Linked DNA regions of Homo sapiens: regions 2 and 3 are each linked to region 1. Evidence: chromatin loops called from intact Hi-C (ENCODE). Cell type or tissue: psoas muscle. All regions are shown on one strand. Links, peaks and the distances in the headings refer to the core of each region. The heading gives the core; the rest is flanking DNA.

What was found. Peaks named below come from ENCODE experiments on the same cell type or tissue, not always from the same donor. Only the 100,000 strongest peaks of a DNase experiment are listed, where the experiment ranks them.
Region 2: a loop joins it to region 1, with 5 times the contacts of the local background. A loop is called at or near these places in 72 of 110 quality-filtered maps.
Region 3: it touches region 1 in a loop (4-fold over the local background); 77 of 110 quality-filtered maps call a loop at or near these places.

Annotation. Positions count from the first base shown.
Region 1 is chr6:111,207,659-111,213,868 of GRCh38, forward strand. All of the region lies in intron 4 of SLC16A10 (solute carrier family 16 member 10), which reads left to right. Among named protein-coding and RNA genes, the nearest start is that of SLC60A2-DT, 48 kb to the right of the region's middle. In psoas muscle, for the core only: CTCF peaks have their summits at 2,815 (motif pointing left) and 3,015; no DNase peak of the experiment used is centred there; H3K27ac peaks cover 3,616 bases.
Region 2 is chr6:111,055,091-111,061,300 of GRCh38, forward strand. No RefSeq gene overlaps it. Among named protein-coding and RNA genes, the nearest start is that of SLC16A10, 29 kb to the right of the region's middle. RefSeq lists a silencer at 2,285-2,434. In psoas muscle, for the core only: a CTCF peak has its summit at 2,387 (motif pointing right); no DNase peak of the experiment used is centred there.
Region 3 is chr6:111,009,065-111,015,274 of GRCh38, forward strand. The region is part of intron 7 of RPF2 (ribosome production factor 2 homolog); the gene reads left to right. LOC124901375 (a long non-coding RNA gene) reads left to right here and starts at 1,157. Exons shown (of 2, transcript XR_007059705.1): 1 at 1,157-1,199; 2 at 2,768-4,524. In psoas muscle, for the core only: a CTCF peak has its summit at 2,766 (motif pointing right); no DNase peak of the experiment used is centred there.

The DNA of each region.
Region 1 (6,210 bases), core at 526-5,525:
TGAAGGGCTGAGCAGAGTTAAGAGGTGAGGACCAAGTGTGTAGATAAGGGAGACAGAGAAGCATGCTCCGAGCAGAGACAAACACATGGGAAACACCTCCCACACTGTGGAGGTGTGACATGGGATGTTATATCTGGGAAACAAATGTTTGAATGGAATAAAGGGAGAATAGTGGATGGATTGGTTGGGGGGATGGACAGGAAGCAGCTTGGGAAGGGCGGTTATGTACATGAGCTCTATCCTGCAATCTACTAGGAGCTATTAAAGGATTTTAAGCCAGAGAGTGACATAAATTGGGGTGGCGGGGGTTGGTGTTTTTTGGTTTTTTGAGGCAAGGTGTCACTCCGTTTCCCAGGCTGGAGTACAGTGGTGCCATCACAGCTCACTGCAGCCTCAACATCCCGGGCTCAAGCAATCCTCCCACCTCAAACTCCTGAGTAGATGGGACTACAGGTGCGTGCCACCATGCCTGGCTAATTTTTGTTTTTTTGTTTTTTTTCTGTAGTAACAGGGTTTCGCTGTGTTGCCCAGGCTGGTCTCGAACTCCTGGACTCCAACGATCCACCCATTTCAGCCTCCCAAAGTGCTGGGATTACAGGTGTGAGCCATGCCCAGCCTGAGTTGTGTTTTATAAAGATCAATTTCGGCTGTGCGTGGTGGCTCATGCCTGTAATCCCAGCACTTTGGGAGGCTGAGGCAGGTAGATCACCTGAGGCCAAGAGTTTGAGATTAGACATGGTGAAACCCCGTCTCTACTAAAAATACAAAAATTATCCAGGCATGGTGGCACATTCCTGTAATCCCAGCTACTCAGCAGGCTGAAGCAGGAGAATCACTTGAACCTGAGAGGCAGAGGTTACAGTGAGCTGAGATTGTGCCACTGCACTCCAGCCTGGGTGACAGAGCAAGACTCCATCTCAGAGAAAAAAAAAAAATCAATCTGGTAACTGTGAAGAGTGGAATGGAGTGGAGGAGGGGACAAGAGTTGAGATAGTCACAAAAGGCCACATACTGAATGATTCCATTTATATGAAGTGTCCAGAATAGGAATCTCTGTCTCTTTCCATAGAGAAAGAAGGTAGATTTGTGGTTGTAGGGGCTAGGGAAAGGAGGGAATGGGGAGTAACTGCTACTGTGTTTCTTTGTGGGGTAATGAAAATGTTATAAAATTAGATAGTGATGAAACTCACTGAATTGTGCACTTTAAGTGGGTGAATTTCATAGAATATGAATTATATCTCAATAAAGCTATTTTTAAAAAGGCCAGGCATGGCAGCTCATGCCCATAATATCAACACTTTAGGAGGCTGAAGCAGGAGGATCACTTGAGGCCAGTTCGAGACAATCCTGGAACCATAGTGAGACCTCATCTCTACCAAAAAAAAAAAATTGTTTTAAGTTAGCCAGGCACGGTGGCACATGCCTATAGTCTTAGCTATGCAGGAGGCTGAGGTGGGAGGACTTTGAGCCTAGGACTTTGAGATTACAGGGGAGTATGGTCATGCCACTGTACTCCAGCCTAGGTGACAGAGTGACACCATGTCTCTAAAATTTAGAGAAAAAGAGTAGAGGTCCAGGGACTAGTTGGAAACTATATTAAAGTAGTCTAGGCATCTAGGCAGGAAGAACCAAGGCAGAGATACTGAGATCAAATGGAATAAGCTAGGGACATAGAGAATGAGAATTTGATGAAGCCACTTAGGCTGGATCTGAGATTTGTGGCTCAGGTAATGGAGTAGATGATTTTGCCATCTTATCAAGATCAATATGCAGTAGATCTAAGTATGATGATGAATTGGGGTTTTTTAAATTAAAAAAAAATTTTCACCCAACCTACCTGCCCTTGCCCCAGTGATGAGTTTGTTTTTGCCATGTTGTTTGTGATGCCTGTAGGAAAGCCAAGTAGTGTTTAGAGCTCATGGAAGAGTCTGGATAAGAGGCCTGTGGGTTAAGAGGCCTGTGGGTTAGGAAGCCTGTGGGTTTGGCATTCATGGGCTGCATGAAGTAAGTGGAGGACTAAGGAGATGGAAAGGGAGTGGCCAGATAGGCAGGGGGAAAACAGGGATGAGAGTGTTTCTAGGGGCAGGAGTGGTCAGCAGTGTCAGTAGCTAGTGACAAAGAGGCTGAAAGGTTTTCATTGAATTTAGAATAGGGAGGCTATGAGTGAGCTTACAGAGAATGGTTTCTACAGGTGCAGAAAATTGATCATGATCATTTGAACAAATGGAAATATAGACAACTTTGTCCAAATGCTTGGCTGTGGAAGGAAGGTAAAGGCAAGCCACAAGGGGGGGTCTTAGGTTTTGAGGATTAAGCCTGTCTAATTATATTATACATGAGAGGCAGTATTTGAGCAGGGCCTTGAAAAAGAGGTGAAATTTGGACACAGGAAAATGATTGGAAAAGGCATTACAGATAAAGTTAACTTCCATTAATTGACTTGAAGTAATAACAGTCAACCATTTATTGAGGACTTTCATGTGCCAGACAATGAACTAAGGGCTCTACATGCATTATCTCATTGATCCTTGCCCCAGCCCTTTAAGAGAGGAGGTACCATTGTTATTTCCACTTAGAGATGTGAACACTGAGGAACTGAGAGGCTACCTCACTGTGGGTGTCTGTGTGTATAGAGGTCCAGGCAGTCACAGGACAGTCTGGTCACACAGCTAGAAGGAAGTGAAGAGAGTTGGTAATGTGCTGCTTTTAAAAATGTATTTATTGTATCATGATCACTTTGTCAGTACTTCACTGTGGACATCCTCATCTAACATTTAGTTTTGTTCTCTAGTGTCAAGGGAGCCCTCTAATGGACATTTATTGCACTACAGACTTTCAGCTTTCATACATTCAAAAATTGAGTGCCTCCTGTGCCCCAAGCACCAGCTCAGATGCTGTTAGGGTGATGCAAACAAGACAGACATGGTCCCTGAGTTCCTAAAGCAAGCCTGAGGCAGGAAGAAGCCGAATGTGTGTGGAAACCCAAGAAGATGGGGAAAGTGGCATGGGAAGGGACTGGAAAGTTAGAGTGGGTCAGATTAGACAGAGCCTTGAAAGCCAGGATGAAGAGACTTTGCTTTAAGAGTAGTGGATTTTGGCCGGGCGCAGTGGTTCACGCCTGTAACCCCAGCACTTTGAGAGGCCAAGGCTGGCGGATCACGAGGTCAGGAGATCGAAACACAGTGAAACCCCATCTCTACTATAATTACAAAAAATTAGCCAGGCTTGGTGGCACGCGTCTGTAGTCCCAGCTACTGGGGAGGCTGAGGCAGGAGAGTCGCTTGAATCTGGGAGGCAGAGGTTGCAGTGAGCCGAGATCGCACTACTGCACTCCAGCCTGGGTGACAGAGTGAGACTCCGTCTCAAAAAAAAAAAAAAAAAGTAGTGGACCTTTGTTGGAGGACGTAGGTCTGATTTTGTTTTTAAAGTCACTGTGGTTGTTCTGTGTTTGGAGGATGGATTACAGGGAGGGAAACAAGAGTGCAAGAGGGGAGGAAGACCTGTTAGGAGATCAATTCAGGGTCCAGGTGAGAGATGATGGACTATGGTGCTGTAATAGATAAAGTCATGATATATTTTATATATCAGCATTTTATTCCAAAACAATGTTTGAACGTCCTCCTACCCTAGATAGGGCAGACAGATTATCTGCAACATTTTTGGAGCACATTTTAATACCTGACTGTTTCCAGTAATTTACAAAAGAAAATATAGCCTTTCCTAACTTGTCCCATGTTGGTCTGCAGTTACACAGCAGTAAGTTAAAAGTTAGTATTGGGGGTCAAATATTTCACTTTAGATGAAAGTTTAGCCACAATCTGGCTTCTGTTAGGCCTTATCTAATTTTTGCATCCAAATGTAGAGCATCGTTTGTGGCACCCAGTAGCACATGCTGAGTCACAGGTGTGACAGCTGCATTTCAAACAAGCCTGAGAAGGAGAAAGAAAGCCCTTCAGTGTGTCCTGTGGTTGCGAGGAGCCACTCACGGACTCCACCTTGTGAACACAGCGGCACAGGACGCAACACAGGCCTAACCCATGCAGGATGCTGGACTCGTTCCCTTATTCACTACCTCCTCTCTCTCCTTTTTCATGGCTTCCTTGCCCCAACATCCCAAACACACAGTGTGGTTTTTGATTCTTGGCTCTTCTCTGCTGCAGTTGACTCCAGCTCTGCCTGTTTGTTCCTTCCTTTTTCTCCATCCCTGGCTCTCTGCCTTTTGGCCCATCCTTTAAGGCTTGGAATGCTCCTGGGCTTACCTTCTTTCCATTCATTGGTGGTGTGTTTTCTCAGACATACCTGCTCCCTGCTTTCATCTTTCAACTTCTTGGGGCTGTGACAACTCTTCCCTCTTTGTCCCCTGGAAGCCAGTTCTGAGTAGCAGCCAGGCCTAGAACACTGGTGACACAGACACACTTCATAGCCCTCCCGCATGGTCTAGTTTCAGATCATGGTAATCCCTAGTCTAGGAGGCTGCCGAGCCCAAGAGCACAGGCTCTGGAGTGAGAAGCCAGTTCACCCCAGTTCTACCACCAACTTGAGAATCAGCAGAGGGCTGTGGTGAGGATTCTTGGTGGCAGGTTATGTAAAGTGCCTAGCCCAGACTGGATGATTAATAAATCCTTGCATCTGTTATGTTTTAATATCTTATTAAATACTGAAAGCAGATCCTGATTTGGAATAGGTCTCAAGAAAGGAGACTAGGGTCTAATCCTGAATTAGAGTCTTTGCTTATAGGTAACAAAGAATTTATGAATTTATCTCACATTTTTGCTTAAGAGTTCTGAATTTAAACTTCCATCAAGGTCCTGGGTCCCAGGTGTTTTCAACCTAATAATTCTAAATATTGAGTGGTTGGTTGCAGTAGCTTATGCCTATAATCCCAGCGCTTTGGGAGGCCAAGGCAGAAGGATCCCTTGACCCCAGGAATGCAAGACCAGCCTGGGCAACATAGTGAGACCTCATCTCTACAAAAAATTAAAAAGTTAGCTGGACATGGTGGCCTACACCTGTAGTCCCAGCTACTTGGGAGATTGAGATGGGAAGATTGCTTGAGCTGGGGAGGTTGAGGCTGCAGTGAGCTGTGATCATGCCACTGCATACCAGTCTGGGTGGCAGAGTAAGACTTTGTCTCAAAAAAATAAAAAAATAAAAAAAAATGCTGAGTCAAGTCTACTGCTCCTGCCAGAAGAGATGACTGAAGTGCATTACGTAGAATAATAATGGTTAAAGAAAAGCTTTGCAAAAGTTCCCAGAATATATACTTTATTGGGACAGGAGAAGCTACGTGTGTCGTGGTATCTTTTTACTATTTTCTTAATCTTATAGGCCTGTGTTTCTAGTCACCATTAAATTACTACAGATTTGTGTTTTTAATGTAATATATAAGTGTTTTGGAAGGGTGAGAATATTTCAAAGGTTTGAAAGTTAAAACTGTGTATGAAAGAATTGAAAACTTGGAATTTAGATCACTTTTCCATTGTGTCATATTTCTCTGTGACATGGACATATTGAAGCATGGACATCATGTCCATGCACATAAAGCAGACAACCCAGACAACACACACATGTGCACAGGAACGCTCTGGAAGGATGCAAACCGAACTGTTAAGTGTTGATTCCTGAGGAGGTGAATGGGCATGGGTTGAGAGTGAGAAGAGGTTGTAGGAAGACTTTCATATATTACTGTGTACATTTCTCTAAGGTTTGAATTTTAAAAAATATATTCATGAGTTACTTTTGTAATGTAGAAATATTAATGACTTTCCTATCCATCAGTCTGCCTAAGCTTCCTCTTCCGGTTCAGGTAGAATGAATTGGATCAGTGTTGCTCCATTTTCCATTTTAGCATTTTACATTTGCCTAAAGATATCTTGGGATGAGGGTATATACTTTATCAAATGTAAGCTATTTCCAAAGTAGTAAATCCAAATACTTAACAACTTCCCAGCCTAAGTAAATGATCAGAGGCTCCGTACTCAGTCTCATCTAGACTGTGGCACTGGGTGTGAACGTATCAAATGCATGTTTCTCCATCAGGCAGAAGTGAGAGTAACCATGTGCCATGGAGAAGGTTGACAGACTCCCTGTGAAGCACTTCGAAGTGACACTGGCCTCTGTGTGCTTCAGAAGAATCCAGCCACCTGCTGTGTGGCCTGACATTTTCCTTTAGTTTGTGATGGGCCAGCAGAACTCTGTTGCCAACTGTTT
Region 2 (6,210 bases), core at 502-5,501, 150 kb before region 1:
GCTTTAATAGGCCTTATAATAAAGTCCTGTAGCATGTGCAGCCTCAATAACCATTTTTTTTTAAAGATAGTCTTGCTCTGTCAGCCAGGCTGGAGTGCAGTGGTATGATCTTGGCTCACTGCAGCCTCACCTCCCAGGTTCAAGCGTTTCTCATGCCTCAGCCTCCTGAGTAGCTGGGATTACAGGTGTGCACCACCACGCCCAGCTGATTTCTGTATTTTTAGTAGAGACAGGGTTTCGCTACCTTGGCCAGGCTGATTTCAAACTCCTGACCTCAAGTGATTCGCCTGCCTCAGCCTCCCAAAGTACTGGGATTACAGGTGAGCCACCGTGCCCAGCCTCAATAAACATTTTTGGAGCACCTACTCTGTGCTACATCCTGTGCTTTTGAGGGATTTATTTCCAGGTTTCTAAAATTTACATTGGTGACTCCTTCCTGTGATATCAGTTGTTTTCAAACTTTGTGTCTGTAAACCACAATAAAAAATATATTTCATATCATGACTGGAACATATGTGACTTGACAAAAAACTGAAAACAAAGGTTTTACAAAACAATATCCAAAGTATGTGCTGTATGCCTTAATATTTTCCGTTCTATTCTACTCCATTAAAAAAAACTTCTGGTCATATCCACTGTCCACCAAACTCGCTTTTATTATCTATGAGTCAAGACCCACCGTTTAAAAGTCAATCTCTGTTATTCTTTTGGCAATCTTTCTTTATCACCCAGTGATATCTCTTGTATAGTTGACTTAAAAACATTTTTTGTGGGTACGTAGTAGGTGTATATATTTATGGGGTACATGAGATGTTTTGATACAGGCATGCAATGTGAAATAATCACATCATGGAGAATGGGCTATCCATCCCCTCAAGCAGTTATCTTTGTATCACAAACAATCCAATTACACTCTTAGTTATTTTAAAATGTACAATTGGCTGGGAGCAGTGGCTCACGCCTGTAATCCCAGCACTTTGGGAGGCCAAGGCAGGCAGATCACCTGAGGTCAGGAGTTCGAGACTAGCCTGGCCACCATGGCAAAACCCCATCTCTACTAAAAAATACAAAAATTAGGTAGGTGTGGTGGTGGACGCCCTGTAATCCCAGCTACTCGGGAGGCTGAGGCAGGAGAATCACTTGAACCTGGGAGGCAGAGGTTGCAGTGACCTGGGATTGCACCACTGCACTCCAGCCTGGGTGACAAAGTGAGACTCCATCTCAAAAATACGTAAAAAATAAAATTTACAATTAAGTTATTGTTGACTATAGTCCTCTGTTGTGCTATCAAATAGTAGGTCTTATTCATTCTATTTTTTTTTTGTACTCATTAACCCTCCCCGTCTAGTTGATTTTTCATGCCAACGTCTCATCTTACCTCCTGGTTCATGAGCCCCTGCCTTGCTCCTCTCTGTGTCCATAGTGCCTGGCCCTGTGCCTGGCAAATAGGGGATTATATGTTCCTTGAAACCCAGAGCCATACAATGTGGCTTTTAGGATCTCCTCAACACATTAAACATGATAAATGCACCCTTTCCATTTGTCTGGGGTCAAGGTGGGAGCGGAGATGGTTCTTAGTAGTTTAGGCAAATAGGAAAACTTTGTCCCCAACAAATACTTCAGGCTGCCATCCACATTTCTCTTCAACAATCCACCTCTTTATAGGACTGTTAGTATTATCATTATTATGTCAAATCTTAGATTTTTAGTGCCTTTCTGAGTATTCAAAACATGGGCTAGTTGATCTGATTTAAGGCAACACACACCTTAAAACGCTAGAGGATTGAGCGAGGGCAGGAGACTGTCTCGCTAACTAGGAAATTTCTAGAAGCCCAGGAGGAAAATGCCATGGCAAGGTGATGGTAGGGCGATGGGGGACGGGGATGTTTATTGGCCCTGGTCACAACATCCTTGGATCAGCCCATCTGCATTTGAGGCACTTGAGAGATGGAAGGCTGGGGAATTGGGGGGCAGTTTTCTAGAGCACCTGGATTTGCACAAGCCAGCGGGCAGAAGACAGAAAGCAACCTTATTTCGGGTTCATTCTTCAGTCTTGTTTTCTCTGGACATGCTGCCTCCATTTATTAACGAGATATTCTGCCTCCTGAGCGTCCCCACGCTGTGGGCAAGAGACAGGAATCTCAGAGTTTGTATTTCTGGTTTCCATGGGCAGACGTGGTAGGTGGGCCACTTGCTTCCTGTCATTTTGGCTCAAGGGAGGATCTGGATGCCCCTGGGAGAGCCACCATTTGTTGTGTGCAAAGAAATTGCTATTCTAATAAAAAGCTATTCCAATTGCCTGCTTTAATTAGGCAATCTGGAACAGGCTCCAGGATACACTGCTAGGTGAAAAAACTAAGGTGCAGAGAGTGTGCATAGTCTGCTGCCACTAGGGGGAGAAGAAGGAAGAATATGTAGTTGTAAATTCGTTTTGCGCATACACAAAATATCTCTGGAAGTACACACGGCAGACTAGAACTGTTTGATGAGAGCTGGGTGGTTGGAAGACAGGGATGGGAACGCGAGGAGACATCTTTCTTCTTGGCCCTCCGTATATGCTGAATGTACTACACCATTTTATATAAGGGACTTGAGCATCTACAGGTTTTTGGTATCCTCAGGGGATCCTGGAACCAATCCCCTGTAAATGGGGAGGGACAACTGTACTTTTTTTGCATTTTGAACTTTTTTACCATATATATTATAATCTATTCAAATAAATTATTTCATAACAAATAAAATAATTAGCTCCTAAAAGTAATATTCATGAGACATATATAATAACATAGTTTATAATATCTTTTTTTTTTCTTTTTTGAGACAGAATTTCGCTCTTGTTGCCCAGGTTGGAGTGCAATGGCGCAATCTCGGCTCACCGTAGCCTCTGCCTCCTGGGTTCAAGCAATTCTCCTGCCTCAGCCTCCCTAGTAGCTGGGATTACAGGCATATGCCACCATGCCTGGCTAATTTTGTATTTTTAGTAGAGATGGAGTTTCTCCATGTTGGTCAGGCTGGTCTCGAACTCCCAACCTCAGGTGATCCCCCCGCCTCAGCCTTCCAAAGTGTTGGGATACAGGCATGAGCCACTGCGCCCAGACTTCTGTCAGTCTTAAGATCTCTATTTTAATGTTAATGGTGATCAGCTGTGTGTGAACTTTAAAAGGGAGAGTGTATAATGAGGCATGTCCAGCAACCCCATCCTATCATGGCCTGGACTAGCTATTTGGGTTTCTTTGGAAGGCCCTTGGCTGAGACGGGGTGTCCATTCAGTCTGTTGGGGGACTTGGAATTTTAATTTTGGTTTACAGTATCCTCATTGTTAAGTGACATATGACTATATTTTTTTCTTCCCAGGTTGCAGCAACTGAGCTGCCCAGAGGTGGACTAACCTACTCACATGTTCTTGACTCCCCTTGTGGGGGAGAGGGCTAGATTTGAACTAGAAGCTGGGTATGGTGGAGCAATCCCACCTACAATCCTAGGTATTCAGAAGGCTGAGGCAGGAGGATTGCTTGAGCCTAGGACTTCCAGATCAGCCTAGGCAACATAGCCAGACCCCATCTGTAAAGAAATAAGATAAAACAGATCTGGACTAGAGATGAAGCTGTAAGGCAGTGGGCAGAGTCAAACAAAGGAGGAAGGATTTCAGTTGCTTCCATCTGAGGCACTTTCTCCACCTTCACCACGGCTGTTTGTGTGCTGCAGGAGAGCCAAGTGAGCCTGTCTGCATACACCTCCTCCTTGAAGCTTTCCCATCTACTGTGCTCTCACAGCTTGGATCACCTCCCATTCTAAGTTCTCTCTAGTTGGTAGCTCATAAGTTCACACTTAGCTCCTTGTCCTTTTTTTTTTTTTTTTTTGAGACTGAGTCTCACTCTATTACCCAGGCTATAGTGCAGCAGTGCCATCTTGGCTCACTGCAACCTCCATCTCCTGGGTTCAAGCAATTCTCCTGCCTCAGCCTGCTGAGTAGATGGGATTACAGGTACACACCACCACATCTGGCTAATTTTTGTATTTTTAGTGGAGACAGGGCTTCGCCATGTTGGCCAGGCTGGTCTCGAACTCCTGACCCCAGATGATCCACCTGCCTCAGCCTCCCAAGGTGATGGGATTACAGGCGTGAGCCACCTCACCTGGCCGATAGGGTCCATTTTGATTCTCCATCTATAGGTGTGTCCCCACCTGTGCTAAATGTCCCTAGCCTCTACCTCTTATTTTAAAGTCCCCTACCTCCTGGGTGTCTTCTGGAGAACACCCAGCTACATTAAACAGGTTTGAAGTAAGCATGTGTTTCCCCTGCCAAACCTGCTGCCTACTTTGTATTCCCTGTCTCTGTTAATAGCACTACCACCCACCCAGTCGTCCGGCAGGATCTTAGCGTTCACCTTGACTCTCTCCTCTGCCTCGACCCCTCTCTCCCTCCCACTGTTCTGCCAGTTCTCCCCTTCTCTCCATACCTTCTGCCTATCATCCTTTACCTTTCAGTCTCCCAGCCTTTACTAGAATCTGTCATTTATAAATAAAAGTCTGATCCAGCAGCTCTCCTACTTAAGGACTCTCAGCTCTCCTCCTTAACAATTCCATTCATGTGATAAAATCCAAATTTCTTGTGCGGTAGAAGAGAGTCTTTATAATATATTCCCAACCTGCCTCTCTGGCTGCATTCTCTAACACAGCCTAAATTATACCAGCCTTCAGCTTCTTAATGTCCTCCAAACAAAATCTGTTCTTTACAACTTGGTACTTTGTACAACTCTGTACTTTTGAACACTGCTGTTTTTCATACTTAGTGATCTCCTACTCACCTTTTCAAGGTTGCCTCAATGGCTTGAGGGGCAATCTCTTTCCCCTTGTCTCTCAATCAGCAGACCTGGGCTATGTGGATGATGGAATGCATGATAAAACAGCTAAACCTTTGATTTGATTATGTTCTTAATTTTCATCCCACTCAACTCCACTCTTTGTAAAGGTTTAATAAATAAGCATGAATTCTTTCTTGACATTAGGCTGCAATTGGAGCCAGAGGATTATACTACAGCTAAGAAGTGTCTGAACAAACAAGGGATGGGGGTCAAAATTGTGCCGGAAGGAAAAATGCCTTTCAGGCTCTTGGAGGTTTGTTGCCCCTGATCCTCTGGCTTTGATCTCCAGGACTCCATTACAATAAGATATTAGCGTTAACCAGCTCATTGCTTCTGTGCCAGGAATGTAGGCCAAGGGGTTGTACTTAGAAAAGAAGTGGGACCTTGTCTCTACAAAAAATTAAAAAATTAGCCAAGGATAATGGTGCGTGACTGTAGTCCTAGCTACTCAGGAGGCTGAGGTGGGAGGATCGCTTAAGCCCAGGAGTTGGAGGCTGCAGTGAGCTATGATTGCGCTTCTGCACTCCAGCCTGGGGGAAAGAGGAAGACCCTGTTTCCTAAAAAACAACAAAAACAAAAAACCAGCAACAATGATCTGTGATCGGACTCAGACACAGCACAACACTGGAAGACAGGTCTTCTCCAGTAAGGACAAGAAGTAGAAGCATCAGGGGATGGATATTCGATTTTCCATGTTGTGATTGTTACGCATTGCATGCCTGTACCAAAATATCTCATGTACCCCATAAATATATACACCTACTGTGTACCCACAAACATTAGAAATAAAAAAATTAAGAAAGAAGTAGGAGCAGCCATGGCTGTGATCTAGAAGCAGGAGAGGAGGTACCCCCTGACCCTGACTGTGGTTAACCAACTTCTCTGGAGCCACAGCCCCTGCTGACTAGAGGAGACCCAGGCCCAGGACTTCCTGTGGGCAACTGCTATTGTCACACCTCCATAGGATGATCATCACGTGGGCTGAGTGGGGACAGGTGAAGGATGGGAGCCATCACTTGAGAAATTGACAACACAAGTGTGGCAAAGGGCATTGTTGGGATGAGGTGCACAGTTTCTAAGCACTCCCCGCCCCCTCCCCTCCCCACATGCACATGCACGCACACACATGCACAATCACACACACAAAGACATGGTCACAGACATGCACCCCTTCCTTTTAGCCTTCTTCCAATCCTGTTTCATTGTCTGTTTCAGATTCAGGTAGACGATTATAATATCCAGGATTATGATGCAGAGACGTGGTTCAATTTGCTATAGCAGAGATGGGAGCAGGAAATAAAAAGAGTAGTATTTGCCTTTTTGAGGACAAGATAGCCCTTTGGCA
Region 3 (6,210 bases), core at 371-5,370, 200 kb before region 1:
ATTTCTTTTGAGACGGAGTCTCGCTCTGTCGCCCAAGCTAGAGTGCAGTGGCGCGATCTCGGCTCACTGCAAGCTCCACCTCCCGGGTTCACACCGTTCTCCTTCCTCAGCCTCCCGAGTAGCTGGGACTACAGGCACCTGCCACCATGCCCAGCTTATTTTTGTATTTTTAGTAGAGATGGAGTTTCACTGTGTTAGCCAGGATGGTCTCAATCTCCTGACCTCGTGATCCACCCGCCTCGCCCTCCCAAAGTGCTGGGATTGCAGGTGTGAGCCACTGCGCCAGGCCTAATTTTTTTTTTATTTTTAGTAGAGACAGGGTTTTGCTATGTTGGCCAGGCTGGTCTTGAACTCCTGACTTCAGGCGATCCACCCTCCTTGGCCTCCCAAAATGCTGGGATTACAGGCATGAGCCACTGCGACAGGCCCTGGCTCATTTTTACTTTATTACCATCATCATCCTAAGTGCCAGGCATATAGTAGGCACTTCATATACACTGCTTCATTCTAACAAGAACCTTGTGAGGTTGTTCTACAGATAACCCACACCTAGCAAACTATGCTAGTTCTAAATGATTTGTGTAATGAATATAAGGACTACATCCTTTTCTATTTTTTTCTCCTTTATGAGGCAAGTCGTGTTCTGATGCCCAGGCTGGAGTGCAGTAGCTCAATCATGGCTCATTGCAGCCTCAACCTCCCAGGCTCAAGTGATCCTCCCACCTCAGCCTCCTAAGTAGCTGGGACCATAGGCACATGCCACTATGCCTGGCTAATTTTTAAAATTTTTTGTAAGATGGGGTCTCACTGTGTTGCCCAGGCTGGTCTTGAACTTCAGGGCTTAAGCAATCCTCCCACTTCAGCCCTCAGAGTGCTGGGATTACAGGTGTGAGCCCCCACACCCAGCCTCCATGATTTTTAAAAGGTTATTAGTACTTAGCATTCTGCAATTATATTTGCCAGCTCTTTTATAACTCTGGAAAGTAATTTAATTTTCCAAGAGATTGGTACTAATTTAAAGGGTCTTGGGTCTGTCTCTCTGTCCCTCAATTTTTTTTTTTTTCTTTTTTTTTTTTCTTTTTAGACAGCATCTTGCTCTGTCACCCAGGCTGGAGTGTACTGGTGTGATCACGTCTTACTGCAGCCTTGACCTCTTGGGCTCAAGCAGTCCTCTACCTCCTGAGCAGCTGGGACTACAGGTTCACACCACCATGCCCAGCTAATTTTTATTTTAATTTTTTGTAGAGATATGGGTCTCCCTGTATTGCCCAGGCTGGTCTCAAACTCCTGAGCTCAAGCAATCCACCTGCCTCAGCTTTCCAAAGTGGTGAGATTACAGGCATGAGCCACCACACCTAGCTCTCTCCAATTTAAGAAAATCTTCTTACTGAATTTTTTGCTTCTTTTCCCTCATGGGGATTGAGAGATTCAGCTTTTCCTGCACAGTACACTGATACTCTCAAAGCAGCAGTCCTTTATGGTCCTATTTCACCTTAGTGTTGACAGCCGCGAGGCCTCCATCTGATGCTCAGTGGCCTTGTCTACTTTATTCCATTTGAGCTTTTCTTGCACCATGCTTACAAGCTTATGCTACACTTCTTGTTACCCTTGTTTTAAATTTTTATATACTTTGCTGTAGATCACTTTTGAAAAATTGATGGGGTATAAAATTACGTTGTATGCACATGCTTTACAAATCTGAGCCCACCAAAAAAACTGTGACAAATACATTGCTTTCATTTTCCCTTTTTGGGATTATTTATGGTCTTTATTGTCAGGATTATAATTTTTAGGGGAAAAAAAAACACGTCACCCATTCTTGGGATTATAATTTTTAGAATTTATTTCCCGTATTAGTAATAGCTACTTTTTAAAAAAGAAACTAAGAACCACTATTATCTGTTTAATCTTTACAAAAGTTCTTGAGTTTGATGACATTCCCATTTCACAGATGGGAAAACAAACAGGGGCTCTGAGAAGTTAAATGAGAGCTATTAAGTAGGTAAGGCCAAGTTGAAACCCAACGCTTCCAAAGCCTGAGCTTTTCTTCCCCTACTGTCCATCTTGCCTGTGGTAAACATATTCCCATGATCCCTTCTAGAATCTTTATAGGTTCTTATCCATATTTTCCATGAATTAAATTCATACATGAAAGACAATGACTAATATTTCCTTCTCTCAATATTATATATCCCAAATTATCAAGGGTATTTTTCTTTCTTTCTTTCTTTCTTTCTTTCTTTCTTTTTTTTTTTGAGACATAGTCTCACTCTGTTGCCCTGGCATGATCTCAGCTCACTGCAACCTCCACCTCCCAGGGTCAAGCAATTCTCTTCCTTAGCCTCCTTAGTACCTGGGACCACAGGTGCATGCCACCACACCCGGCTAATTTTTTATATTTTTAGTAAAGACTGGGTTTCACCATGTTAGCCAGGCTGGTCTTGAACTCCTGACCTCAAGTGATCTGCCTGCCCTGGCCTCCCAAAAGTGCTGAGATTATAGGTGTGATCCACCGTGCCTGGTCAAGGGTATTTTTCCAGCCAAAATGTCAGCCAGATTTTCAGCTAAGATTTCCATTACTTGTACTCCATTGACCTAGATTTTCTGCCTTTTTCTCTTTCCCCTAGGTCTCCCATATAATTGTTTATTGTCAGTGAGGCAGATACTTACAATTTGTTATAACAGAGAGAGCTTTTGTTTGCATTTGTTTAAATGTTTTTTGTATTTTAATAAGCCCCACCTTCTCATTATTTTGTGCTTCCACTAGATGGCAGGAATGATCACATAATGCAGTGGTGAGGGGAAGGGAGTGAAAACCAAAAAGGAATCTGGACAGAAGCAGAAAGGTAGAAGAGGAACAGATTCAGACTGTAGGGCACCAAGGGAAGTTGAGTTTTCAGTATAAATATGAAGTAAAACAACTGCTCTTTGGTTTATGTTGTGTGTTCAAATGAAATATCAGTAGGGAGCAAGAAATGTATGAAGGGCTTTCATTTAGGAAGTTCCTTTTTTTTTTTTTTCTTAATTGACCAGAAAGAAAAGTTAACTTTTTTTCATGCAAGATACCCATTTTGTTCATTCTTAATTTGTTTACATCATTTTTTTTTTTTTTTCTTTTTTTGAGACAGGGTCTCACTCTGTTGCCCAGGCTGGAGTGCAGTGGCATGATCATGGCTCACTGCTGTAGCCTTAACTTTCTGGTCTCAAGCAATCCTCCTACCTCATTCCCCTCAGTAGCTGGGACCACAGGTACACGTCACCACGCCCAGCTAATTTTTTTTATTTCTTGTAGACATGAGGTCTTGCTGCATTGCTTGGGCTGGTCTCAGAGTCCTAGGCTCAAGCAGCCCTCCAGCCTCAGCCTCCCAAAGTTGGAGGTGTGAGCCAACATGCGTGGCCTATTCTTCCCTTCTTAAATGGTAGCATATTATATATATGGTTGTTTAAAAAAATTTGGAGTAGAGGAATTTTTAATTCTGATTTTCATTATACAATTGAGAAAACTGAGGCCTGGACAGGTGAGTAGCTTTTCTAAGGTCATGCATTTACCAAGTGGCATATTAAAGTTTTGAACTTAGGTCTCTCCAAAGTACATGCTTTTATTTCTTATTTGTTTATTTTTTGAAATGGAGTCTCACTCTGTCACCCAGGCTGGAGTGCAATGGAGCAATCTTGGCTCACTGCAACCTCCGCATCAGCTGTTCAAGCGATTCTTCTGCCCCAGCCTCCTGAGTAGCTGGGATTACAGGCATTCACCACCATGCCTGGATAATTTTTGTATTTTTTGTAGAGACAGAGTTTCGCCATGTTCGCTAAGCTGGTCTCAAGCTCCTGGCCTCAGGTGATCCACTCATCTTGGCCTCCCAAAGTGCTGGGATTACAGGCATGAGCCACCGTGCCCAGCCATGCTTTTATTTATACAGTATTATTATACTTTAGGTTATCAAGTTCATAAAGTTATTTATCATACTTCTTGGTCAAAATCCTAACAGTGTATATACCACTTGCATGACGTCTTTCCCAACTAGAAATGATCTTTCTCTCCTCAGAACTTCCAGAATGGTTTATACTGTTCTCCTTTTAATGTGCTACTTTAAATTGCAGTTGTTTGTATGTATTCATATCTACCTAGAATGCAGGGCCCCTGATAGAAAAATGCTATATGTCATTTATCACTTTGCATAATAGGTGCTCTGGTACAATTTATTAAGTGAATGGATTCTTGCCAATGGTATTCATGTGTAAACAATACTCTGTTGTGTTCTAGCCAGAAAATATCATGCTGTTAGACATATTTGCTTTCCGGTTACTAAGTACTACCATTTATGCCCTCCCGTTTTCATTCATTACTTGTTTGTGTTACCTTGATGATTTGCAAACTTTAGTGAAATTTCAGTTTGGCAGTTAAGAGAAAATGTTGTAATAAAAGGATGGCTGGTTAGAACTATTGGATACAGACTGAAAATCCTTTTATATTCATAGTCTTAGAAATTTTGACTTAATAAAGAGTACTTTTCCATGTGCTTATTGTGTTCCTAAAGTTTTCTCCCAAAGCACAGATGTCCTGAAAATTTTGCATTATGAAAGTTGTTTCAGAGCAGACTGGAATGTACATATTTCGTTTCCCAGAAGTACTCTGACTTCAGTAATGCCACACCAATGAGTGAGCTTTATTAACTTGGCCACTGAAGGAGAGTCAGGCTTTGGCAAAATCATGGGAAAGCTCTTTATTATGATATTTAGATTAAAATATCTTGAAAAGTACAAACTTGTTTTATAAAAATGTCCCAGGCCAGGCGTGGTGGCTCAAACCTGTAATCCCAGCACTTTGAGAGACCAAGGCAGGAGGAGTGCTTGAGTCTAGGAGTTCGAAACCAGCCTGGGCAACATAGTGAGACCCCATCCGTACATAATATATGTATAAATATATGTAGTATATGTACTTTTTTTAAATTAAAAATGTTCATTAGTTTTTTTTTTTTCTTGTTTGGGGGAGTAGAGGAGGGTGGTGTATAAATGTGCCTGCCCACTTGTGTTTGTTTTATACAAGTTAATGCTGTGTTTTTTGTTTTTTGGGTTTTTTTTTTTTTGAGACTGAGTCTCACACTGTCGCCCAGGCTGGAGTACAGTGGCGCAATCTCGGCTCACTGCAATCTCCGCCTCCCAGGTTCAAGTGATTCTCCTGCCTCAGCCTCCCAAGTAGCTAGGGAGGCACTTGCCACCACACCTGGCTAATTTTTTGTGGTTTTAGTAGAGATAGGGTTTCACTGTGTTAGCCCCTATGGTCTTGATCTCCTGACCTCATGATCTGCTCGCCTCGGCCTCCCAAAGTGCTGGGATTACAGGCATGAGCCACTGCACCTGGCCTGTGATTTTCTTTTGGTTAAGCACAAGAAAGGAAAAGCAGACAACAAAAGATGCGTTCATCTGTGCACATGGAGATAATCTGCATCTTATGGGCTAATGGGAAGCAGGAAGGAAAATGCTAGGTGGCTACAGAATGGGACTAGAACAGAATTTCCCACTTACTACATCACCTGCCTTGGGCAGCTCTTCCTAAGCAAACTTGGATAAACTTTTATATAGACCTTTTATCTTAGCCAAATGTTATTCATGAATTTCCATTTAGCCTCCTTGAGGTTCGATTTTCTCAGCTGTAAAATTAAGATATCACACTTGTTTTCCAAACTTCTTTCATAGCCAAGTCTGTGTAGTATCCTTAGCGTGCAGTTCACTGGAGATTTTCTTTTAATTGACTCCTCTTTTTAAGTTATTGTTTGAGACAGGGTTTTGCTCTGTCGTTCTCACTGAGTCCAGTGGTGGGATCAGCAATCCTCCCACCTTAGCCTCTCCAGTAGCTGGGACTACAACCTGGCTAATTTTTTATACTTTTAGTGGAGATGAGGTTTCACCATGTTGCCCAGCCTGGCCTCAAACTCCTGAGCTTAAGCAATTCGCCCGCCTCAGTCTCCCAAAGTGCTGGGATGACAGGCATGAGCCACTGTGCATGGCTGACTACTCTTTTTAAAAGGAAATTTTATGTCCCTATTGTAAATGGAGAATGGTACAGGATAAAATAAATACGTAGTAAATTATATCTGGCTTTGTATCATTAAAATGCTCTCATGTGCCACCGGTGGTATGATTACCACTTTGTGAGAAAAAAGACTATCACTGATATGCAAGGTTCTTTTCTGGCATTAACAGTTT